2 separate regions of the Homo sapiens genome follow, and region 1 is linked to region 2. A link is an interaction called in ENCODE POLR2A ChIA-PET data of the cell type or tissue named here. Cell type or tissue: GM12878. All regions are shown on one strand. Region 1 overlaps VAV2 (vav guanine nucleotide exchange factor 2). Region 2 overlaps RXRA (retinoid X receptor alpha).

Region 1 (4,000 bases), 450 kb before region 2:
TAGGAATGTGTCGGCCGCTCAGTGCCCAACCACACACGAAGCCAGGCCCAGAGGAGATGGGTCCCCAGGCAGGGGCTGCATGAGGACGGCTCGGCTCCCAGGGCAGCAGGAAGGAGCGGACGCCGCAGCCGTCCGGAACTCGGACAGAGGATGTTGACAGGGAGGGAGGACAAGCAAATGAAGACTTCCTGCAGCAGAGACACAGAGCCCGGAGCCACGGCCGCCGGCAGGACAGGCAGCCAGGCACTAATCCGGGCCCGGCCCCGCCTCCGGCCATGTCCCAGAGCCCCACCACTGACCTCTGGCCCACGAGGACCTCCTGCTGTCAGCCTGCTGACTTTGCCAGGGCCCCGAGCTCCCCAACAGGCCCCAGCTGAACTCACTCAGCTGAAACGGCATTCGGGGAGCACAGGTGCTAGTGGTGAGGGGAAGGCGGCGCCAGCTGCGCACCCCACCGCCCTGTCACCTCATCAGGGAGCCTGCCGGCGTCACCTGAAGGCAGCCCTGCCTTCTGCCTGCCTTCTCTCTCTCATCTGAAAGTGCCATCTTCCTCTCTCCATTCATCCTTATTCTGTGCCCCCTCCAGAAAGCCAGCAACACCAAGCACAGGGTTTCTGCCTCTGCGGCTCAATGCCACGAGCCAGTGCGCGACACACAGAGTAGGGTGGAGAACAGGCTGGGCCACCAGCCACCCGGGAGCAGGAGGCCCAGGACCGGAAGCCATGTGGCCAGAGGGCAGAGCTGGTCAGCCCTGGGGCCATCTCTGGACTCAGGCACCTGGTTCTCTGTCTCCCAACCTCCCACCAACCCAAGGGGCCATTTTGCCGGTGGAGGGGGGAAGTGAATGGCGCTCCAGAGGCAAGAGACCTGCACGGGCTGGCACGAGGCCTCAACCCCCACACAGCTGCATGACCTCAGACTGGCCCGTCACCTGTCCCTCCTTCATCCATTAACCAGGGCAGAGCCGCCCCCACCTGGTGCTGCCCAGAGTCTTCCAAGGACCAGGGGAGGTGCCAGTGCTGGGCGGTCCTGAAACAAACCCACCCAGAATAGAGAAAGGGCATGTGTCAGGGCAGAGGGGCCCTGGCAACAAGATCTTTCCCCAGGGCACTGGGGTGCTGCCCCCGACCCTGACACCGCAGAGGCTGATCATCACCCAGCTGCCCGACCAGCCATGGGGCATGGCCACCTCTCTGGAACCTTCTATCACGCATCTCCCTGGGTCTCAGACTCATCATCTGCTGCAGGGAAACACCATCCCCTGCAAGGCAGAGGGAAGAACACCAAGCAGGTGGCCCAGTGCCAGCCAGGTCGAGCTCTGCAGTGAGCGGCAGCCGCTGCCTTATGTCTCTACTCATCAGAGCTGGTGGCATGCAGCTTCCTCTGCCCCAACTGCTGCTGGAACGCAGATTTCAAAAACTGCAACACCCCTTCCAGCAATGATCCAGGATGAAGCACTGTGGCAGCGCCTCCAGTCTGTGGCCACACAGAGCCCTCTCTGTAGAACAACCACCTGTCTCCAACCCTTAGCTACCAAAAGCCATCTACTTTTCAGGGCATCTCAAGTACCACCTCCTCCGGGAAGCTCTCCGCCATCACCCTGCCCCCAGGGATCTAAATACCTCATTTGCTGAGGACTAGCACAGCTTGCTGTTGACCCTGCCAACAGCAAAGCCTGCACGTGCCCCATCTTCGCCCAGTCAAACCCAGGAGGCCCTGGGGAGAAGCAGGAGACGGGGTGAGGCCCCTTCTTCAGCGTCCCGTGTTGCCAGCAGGTTTTCCTCACTCATGGTCCTCATGTGAGTATTAACAGCTCCCTTCCCCATCTCAGACTTAGGTGTTGTAGGACCATCTGGCTCACCTGATTCTGCTTGCCCCAGAATGCCTCCTTCTGCAGACAGGCACTAGTGACCACGACCACACCCCCCACTATACCCGTGCAGTGTCCAGGTGCGCCCAGCAGCGCGCCCAGGGCTTCACCTTCCACTTGGCGGCGAGAGGGGAGGGGAAGAGAGGTGGGTAGTGAGGCGGCAGTCTCAGGAAGAGAGCCACTCCCTCAGGCCGCCCGCTGCACTCTGCTCTGATGCTGAGGGAGGGCAGGCGGCGGGTGAGGGCCGGTGCCCTTCACTGGGAGTGAGCCGCCGGGCTCGGGGTGAGGGTGCCGAGTCCTGAGGCTCAGTGGGCCCTGCTGTGGGGTAGAAACTGCGCTGGGCGCCAGACACACACTTTTTGCACCAAATCTTTCCAAGAGTCTGCAAGGTGGCCACCGTCATCCCATTTCAGACAAGGAGGTTGAGCTCGAGGGACACGGCCACCAAGAAGATGCTATGTGTGGCCAAGCGAGTGTGGTCCCCACTGCCGCCCCTGCGGGCCACTCATCGTGTTTCCAAGCATTTCCAAGGATCTCTTTCTGGCAGTGTCATTCCAGACACGAGGAGCCCGGCCTCTGTCAGGAAAATGGGGCTGAGAGCAAAGCCCCCTCTAGACTGCCCCAAGGGCGGGGGTGGGGGTCATGGAGGCGCTCAGCCCGCTTCCTGGCACGAAGAGGGCCTGGGAGAAAGCTTTGCTCTTACTGAGCACTTGCTGTTGGACCAGCCCCTGCCAAAGGCTTTAGATACAAATGGAACAGTAAATGCAACAAACTGTGCGACCCGGAAGGGGAAAGCCCGGGGGACCAAGAGCCCTTGTCAGGGGACTCGAGCAGGCCTGGGGGCAGGAAAGGCTTCCCAGGACAGGCCTCTAAGCAGATGGCAGCAGTGAGCCAGGCAAGAAGGTTCCCCTCCAGGGAACTGCAGGGGAAAGGCCCTGAACTGGGAGGCACAGGAAGGTGGCCAGTGTGCCTGAGGCTGGGGCACCGAAGGCCAGGGAGACTCGGCAGGGGCGACGGCCGGCCGGCAGGAGGGTGCCTCCAGGGCAGGAGCACCAAACTGTGCATGGCTGCAGCACACGTGGCCGCAGACTAGGCTTGTGGGGCAGGAGGCCGCAAGAGGGGCACCTGGGACGGGGCACGGCCAACCAGGCTGGCAGGGCAGGAGGCCACAAGAGGGGACCTAGGACGGGGCATGGCAGACTCTGGCTGGCAGGGCAGGAGGCCCCAAGAGGGGGCCTAGGATGGGGCGCGGCAGACTGGCTGGAGGGGCAGGAGGCCACAAGAGGGGACCTAGGACAGGGCGCAGGAGTCTCTGGCTGGCGGGGCAGGAGGGCGCGGCAGACTCCGGCTGCCGCCTGGTTTTGGAGGGCTGGCCGCTGTGCTTTGCAGGGCCCACCACCTGGTTTTGCAGGGCGCGCCGCCTGGTTTTGGAGGCCCCACTGCCTGGTTTCATAGGGCCCGCCGCCTGGTTTTGTACATCCTGCAAGCTAAGAAAGGTTTTTACGTTTTTAAATGGTTGAGCAGGGTGGTGGGGGAAGCGTAAGAGTAATATTTCATGATATGTGAAAATGATAACACATTTCAAATTTCATTCTACAAAAATAAATTTCATGGGAGCATTGCCACGCTCCTCCGTTTACAGACCACCCAGGGCTGCTGTCGTGCTGCAAGGGGAGAGTTGCGTAGTCGTGACAGAGACCGTCTGGCTCAAGAAACCTAAAATATTTACCATCCAGGCCTGCGCTGGAACATCTGCCGCCACCTGCTCTAGGAGAGAGACGGCAGTGGCCGGGCTGGGACACCGGCAGAGAAGGAAGTGACTTCAGGGGCAGTCAGGAGGGAGACCTGCTGGGGCCTCAGCTAGGGGCTCGGGTCTGGGCATCTGCATAAAGCCAGGGTCTTCCACACTGGCCCCACCAGGTTGCCAACGCTGTCCCTGTCCTGGGAGTCCCACCCCTCAAACTGGGAAGCCACAGCCCACAGACATGGCCTGGACACAGGGACAAACATGTGTCCCTACAAGTCTCCTCAAAAGAGGGCATCACGCTGCCCACCACCCAGGCCAGAGCCCAGCGTCCTTCCAGGAAGACAAGGAAGATTTCCTCCAGGAGGAGACATCCTCATGACCTG
Region 2 (4,000 bases):
CGAGCCCCGTGGGGCCTGGAGACAGCTGAGTGACTGTGTGCCTCCTCCCCAGGCTGGAATGAGCTGCTCATCGCCTCCTTCTCCCACCGCTCCATCGCCGTGAAGGACGGGATCCTCCTGGCCACCGGGCTGCACGTCCACCGGAACAGCGCCCACAGCGCAGGGGTGGGCGCCATCTTTGACAGGTGGGGGTGGTCCCGGGAGGGGCGAGGGCGCTTCGGTCACCTCCGCCACCAGGCCAGCTGAGTTCAGCCACCTTGGCCCCGGTGCACATCCTGCCTAGTATTATTTCAGTGCATGAAGGGTGCACACATGGAAAAAGAGAAAAGCATGAGGAGGAGGCTCAGAGCCCTGTGCCAGCCCTGCCTCTGGGGCATCTGTAACCACAGGGAGCACTTGGCCTATCTCCCTCCATCTCTTCTTTTTTCACGATCCCATGTATTTATCCGTGGGAAGGAAAGCTTCGTTTCTTTTTAAAGTGATTATACCGTAGATGCAGTTTTGTAAAAGTGTCAATTCCAGTTGGCATGTCGCAGGCTGCTTGAGGCTGGCACGGTAATGCCGTGGCAGCCCGGGGCGTGGTGCGGCCTAACGCCTGTCCCCGTGCAGGCAGGGGTGTCGGGACCGCAGTGCTTCACACCTCCCAGTGGAGCAAAGGGCTGCACCTCAGCCACTTCTCAGGGGACACACTGGAGGAGCAGCACTGGCTGGAGGGCCCACCCTCGTCCGGGCCTGGGTGGTCCGTGTCCGTTCATGTTGCCCTCCTGGAGTGCTGGCCAACTCCGCTCTGCCAGGCGAGGCGGACAGTAGCTTCCTTGTCCCTGTCTCTGCACAGCCTTTTTTTTTTTGAGATGGAGTCTCGCTCTGTCGCCCAGGCTAGATTGCAGTGGTGCAATCTTGGCTCACTGCAAGCTCCGCCTCCCGGGTTCACACCATTCTCCTGCCTCAGCCTCCCGAGTAGCTGGAACTACAGGCGCCCGCCACCACGCCCGGCTATTTTTTTTGTATTTTTAGTAGAGACGGGGTTTCACCGTGTTAGCCAGGATGGTCTCGATCTCCTGACCTCGTGATCCGCCCACCTCGGCCTCCCAAAGTGCTGGGATTACAGGCGTGAGCCGCCGCGCCCGGCCTCTCTGCACAGTCTTTCTCCACGAGTCTAGAGAGCCACACACACCAGACTGGGCCTTCTGGGGACCGGATGTCAGCTTCAGCTGGAGCGGGAAGGCTGGGGAGGGGCACTGCGGGGTCCCTTGGGCAGGGGTCTGCAACACAGGAGCCGTGGGTGGGGAGGAGCAGGCCACCTGGAGAACGTGGCCCCTGAACACGAGAGCCCCAACGTTAGAGGTGAGTAGAGGCCATGCACCGGCACTTACAGGGGGATTAATGCCCCAGCAGCAATGCCCCAGGGGGTGGTTCAGGTCCCAGAGTCCCAAGGGTGATCCTGGAACTTGACCTCCATGGGATGTGCCAAGTGCAAAAGGGTTTGTGGCCGCAGACGGTGGGCAAACGGTAGTTCAAACAGTGTCCTTGAGGGTCTTTGCCGCAGGACTTGTCAGGGCCTTTAAGAAGTTAGTGTACAGGAGGGTCCCCACGGGGGCTGCAGGGTGCAGTGTGCAGTGTGTATTGCCCACAGAAGCTTCTTTAGAGGGGTACTGGGGATATGGCTTTGGGAAGCGAAGCCCCAGCCACTTGCCCAGCTGACAGATCCTTTGTCTGGCTGGTAGAGAGATGGCGATGACAGAGGTTTCAGGGTTACATTCTCTGGGGTCCCACAGCAGTGACTACAGAGGCCCCGGCATTTCCTCGCCTTTTTTGCGAGTGGAATGCAAAGTCTGCCCTCAGTGGCCCAGGTCTTTTCCATGCCCGCTGCCCCATCCCTCTGCAGCTGTGTGCTCCTGCCTCAGAGCAGACATCGGGGGTCCCTCCCAGCTCCTGTTCTGTCCCACCCTGTTCTCCAGCCTCCTTCAGATCTTCTTCCAGGAATCAACCAGGGCACTCCCCATTCTGCAGACCCTCAGGGCCGCCCTTGGCCCACAGGGGAGAGCCCAGGCTCCTTAGGCAACCATCCCCACCTGGTCACCTCCTTTCCCCCGCTGTGGCCCACCCTTACTTCCTGGACACAGCAGTTGAGCTTTGGGGTTGGTGGGCAGGCTGCTGAGGCTAGGGGGCCCAGTACACTGCAGAGGCTGGTGTGATTCAGAATCCAGCTGCAGGGCTGGGGCAGCTGAGTCTGAATCCAAGAACGCCCCCAGCGTCTCCATGGAGGGAGCTGGCGGGCTTTCCCCGTGTTGAGGCTGGTGGATTTTTTTTCTCTGGTGACAAGAAGTAGACATGCCTCCCTCTGGCAGCCCCCACCCAGGGACACCAGGCCCTGGGGAAAGGTATCTTCCTGGACTGAAGGGAGCGGCTGGGGCTGTGGCATGGGAAGGGGCTTTGCCTCAGGTGGTGCTGGGTCCACAGCTGAGGAGGGACAGTGGTGTGTCTCACTGGGTTCGGGAGGGGTGGACTCTGTGCCCTCTGTGCAGCTGCGGCTCACCTCAGTTTAGCTGTCACGAGGCCCCTCCTTAGCACCTCGGTTCCCAGAATAAAGCCCCGCAGGCAGACCCTAGAGGGAGAGGAGAGGAGCCCACCCTCCGGGCAGGGCCAGGCAGGCCTGGCAGGGGCGGCACCTGGGCCTGGGTTCCAGCCCACTCCCTCTCGGGGTGTCTGGGAGTCCTTGCCTTGGCTTGGCCCATCTCAGCGGCCCTCGGGCCACGCCGGGCTCTCCAGAGGCCTTGGGTATCTGGGGTGTGGCCCTGGTGAGGGCTGCGACCTAACTGGGATGGGGTGTCTGCCCTCCTCCTCTGCAGGGTGCTGACGGAGCTTGTGTCCAAGATGCGGGACATGCAGATGGACAAGACGGAGCTGGGCTGCCTGCGCGCCATCGTCCTCTTTAACCCTGGTATGGCCTTCCTGCCTTGAGGCTTCTGGCCCCGTTCTCTGGTGGGGCAGAGGTGCCTGGGCCTCCTCCTGGCTGTACTTCTTGCCTCTGGCTACATGTGGGGCCAACTCCCACCCTCCTTGAGCTCAGTGTGCCCCCCTCCCAGTGAAAGTGTGGCCATGCTGCCTTCTGCTCACCTTGAGGGCCAGCCAAGGGGGCATGGTCCCTGGGCACAGGGGGACCCAGCAAGGCAGTTGTCATGAGGGGCTTGGTGGTGCCGTCTGGGCTCCGCGGTTCATAGTGTTCATCACTGTGCGTCGGAATCCAGACTCCGAAAGTGGCCAGCTGTGGTTGTGAACTTCCGGTGCTGAAGTTCAGGAGTCCCAAGCCCTGCAGGCTGGGGATGGGTCAGGCCTGCCGGGTGTTCCAGAGGGGACCAACCTCATCCCCAAGCCTCGGGTCCAGGGTGTTTCTGGGGCTGGGCCCCTGTGGTTGAGGAGAGCAGGGCTTGGGGCTGTGGGGCTGGGGCTGGGCACAGGCCTCCTGGCCGACAGTGCGGCCCTTCTCCAGCCTCTGGGTTCTCGGCTTGAAAAGCCTCCTAGGTGCTACTCCTTCGCCCAACAAGTGCTGACACGTGCCTGTTTGCTCGGTGCCCTGCTGGCATGGGAGGGCCCCTTCAAGCTGCTGGATAGGGCTTGCCTGCCTAGAGCTTGGGGTTTAGAGGGTCACGCCCACCAGCAGGCACCCCCGGCACGTGAGGGCAGGAGCACGGTTGGTCGAGGGTGCGGGCCACTTCCTCCGGGAGCTGCAAGTTAGGGGCCAGGGGAGTGAGAGGCACGGAGGTGGGGTGGGCTGGTGGAGGCAGCCCAGGCAGGGCCTTGAAAGTCTTGCTAAGTTTGGGTTTTTTCTTGGGGCCACAGGGAGCCAAGTCCTGAGGGGTTCCAGCCGGGAGGGAGCTATGGGTTTCTGTGTTTGGAAACTCAGCTCATTGCGTGATAGGGGCAGGTGGCTGGGGTGTGGAGGGAGAGGTTTGGGGCTGCTGTGGGGAGCTCACTTGGGCTATGGTGGAGGGAGTGGAGC

The links. ChIA-PET counts read pairs that join two places held together with the same protein. Peaks named below come from ENCODE experiments on the same cell type or tissue, not always from the same donor. Only the 100,000 strongest peaks of a DNase experiment are listed, where the experiment ranks them.
Region 1: POLR2A ChIA-PET joins it to region 2 with 6 read pairs; 1 of 35 experiments calls an interaction of 5 or more read pairs at or near these places.

What each region holds. Positions count from the first base shown.
Region 1 is chr9:133,979,382-133,983,381 of GRCh38, forward strand. The region is part of intron 1 of VAV2 (vav guanine nucleotide exchange factor 2); the gene reads right to left. Among named protein-coding and RNA genes, the nearest start is that of VAV2, 11 kb to the right of the region's middle. RefSeq lists enhancers at 329-378, 332-847, 3,810-4,000. In GM12878, no CTCF peak of the experiment used is centred here; no DNase peak of the experiment used is centred here; H3K4me3 peaks cover 949 bases; H3K27ac peaks cover 773 bases.
Region 2 is chr9:134,429,056-134,433,055 of GRCh38, forward strand. RXRA (retinoid X receptor alpha) reads left to right here. Exons shown (of 10, transcript NM_002957.6): 7 at 53-185; 8 at 2,850-2,941. Among named protein-coding and RNA genes, the nearest start is that of MIR4669, 52 kb to the left of the region's middle. In GM12878, no CTCF peak of the experiment used is centred here; no DNase peak of the experiment used is centred here; H3K27ac peaks cover 181 bases.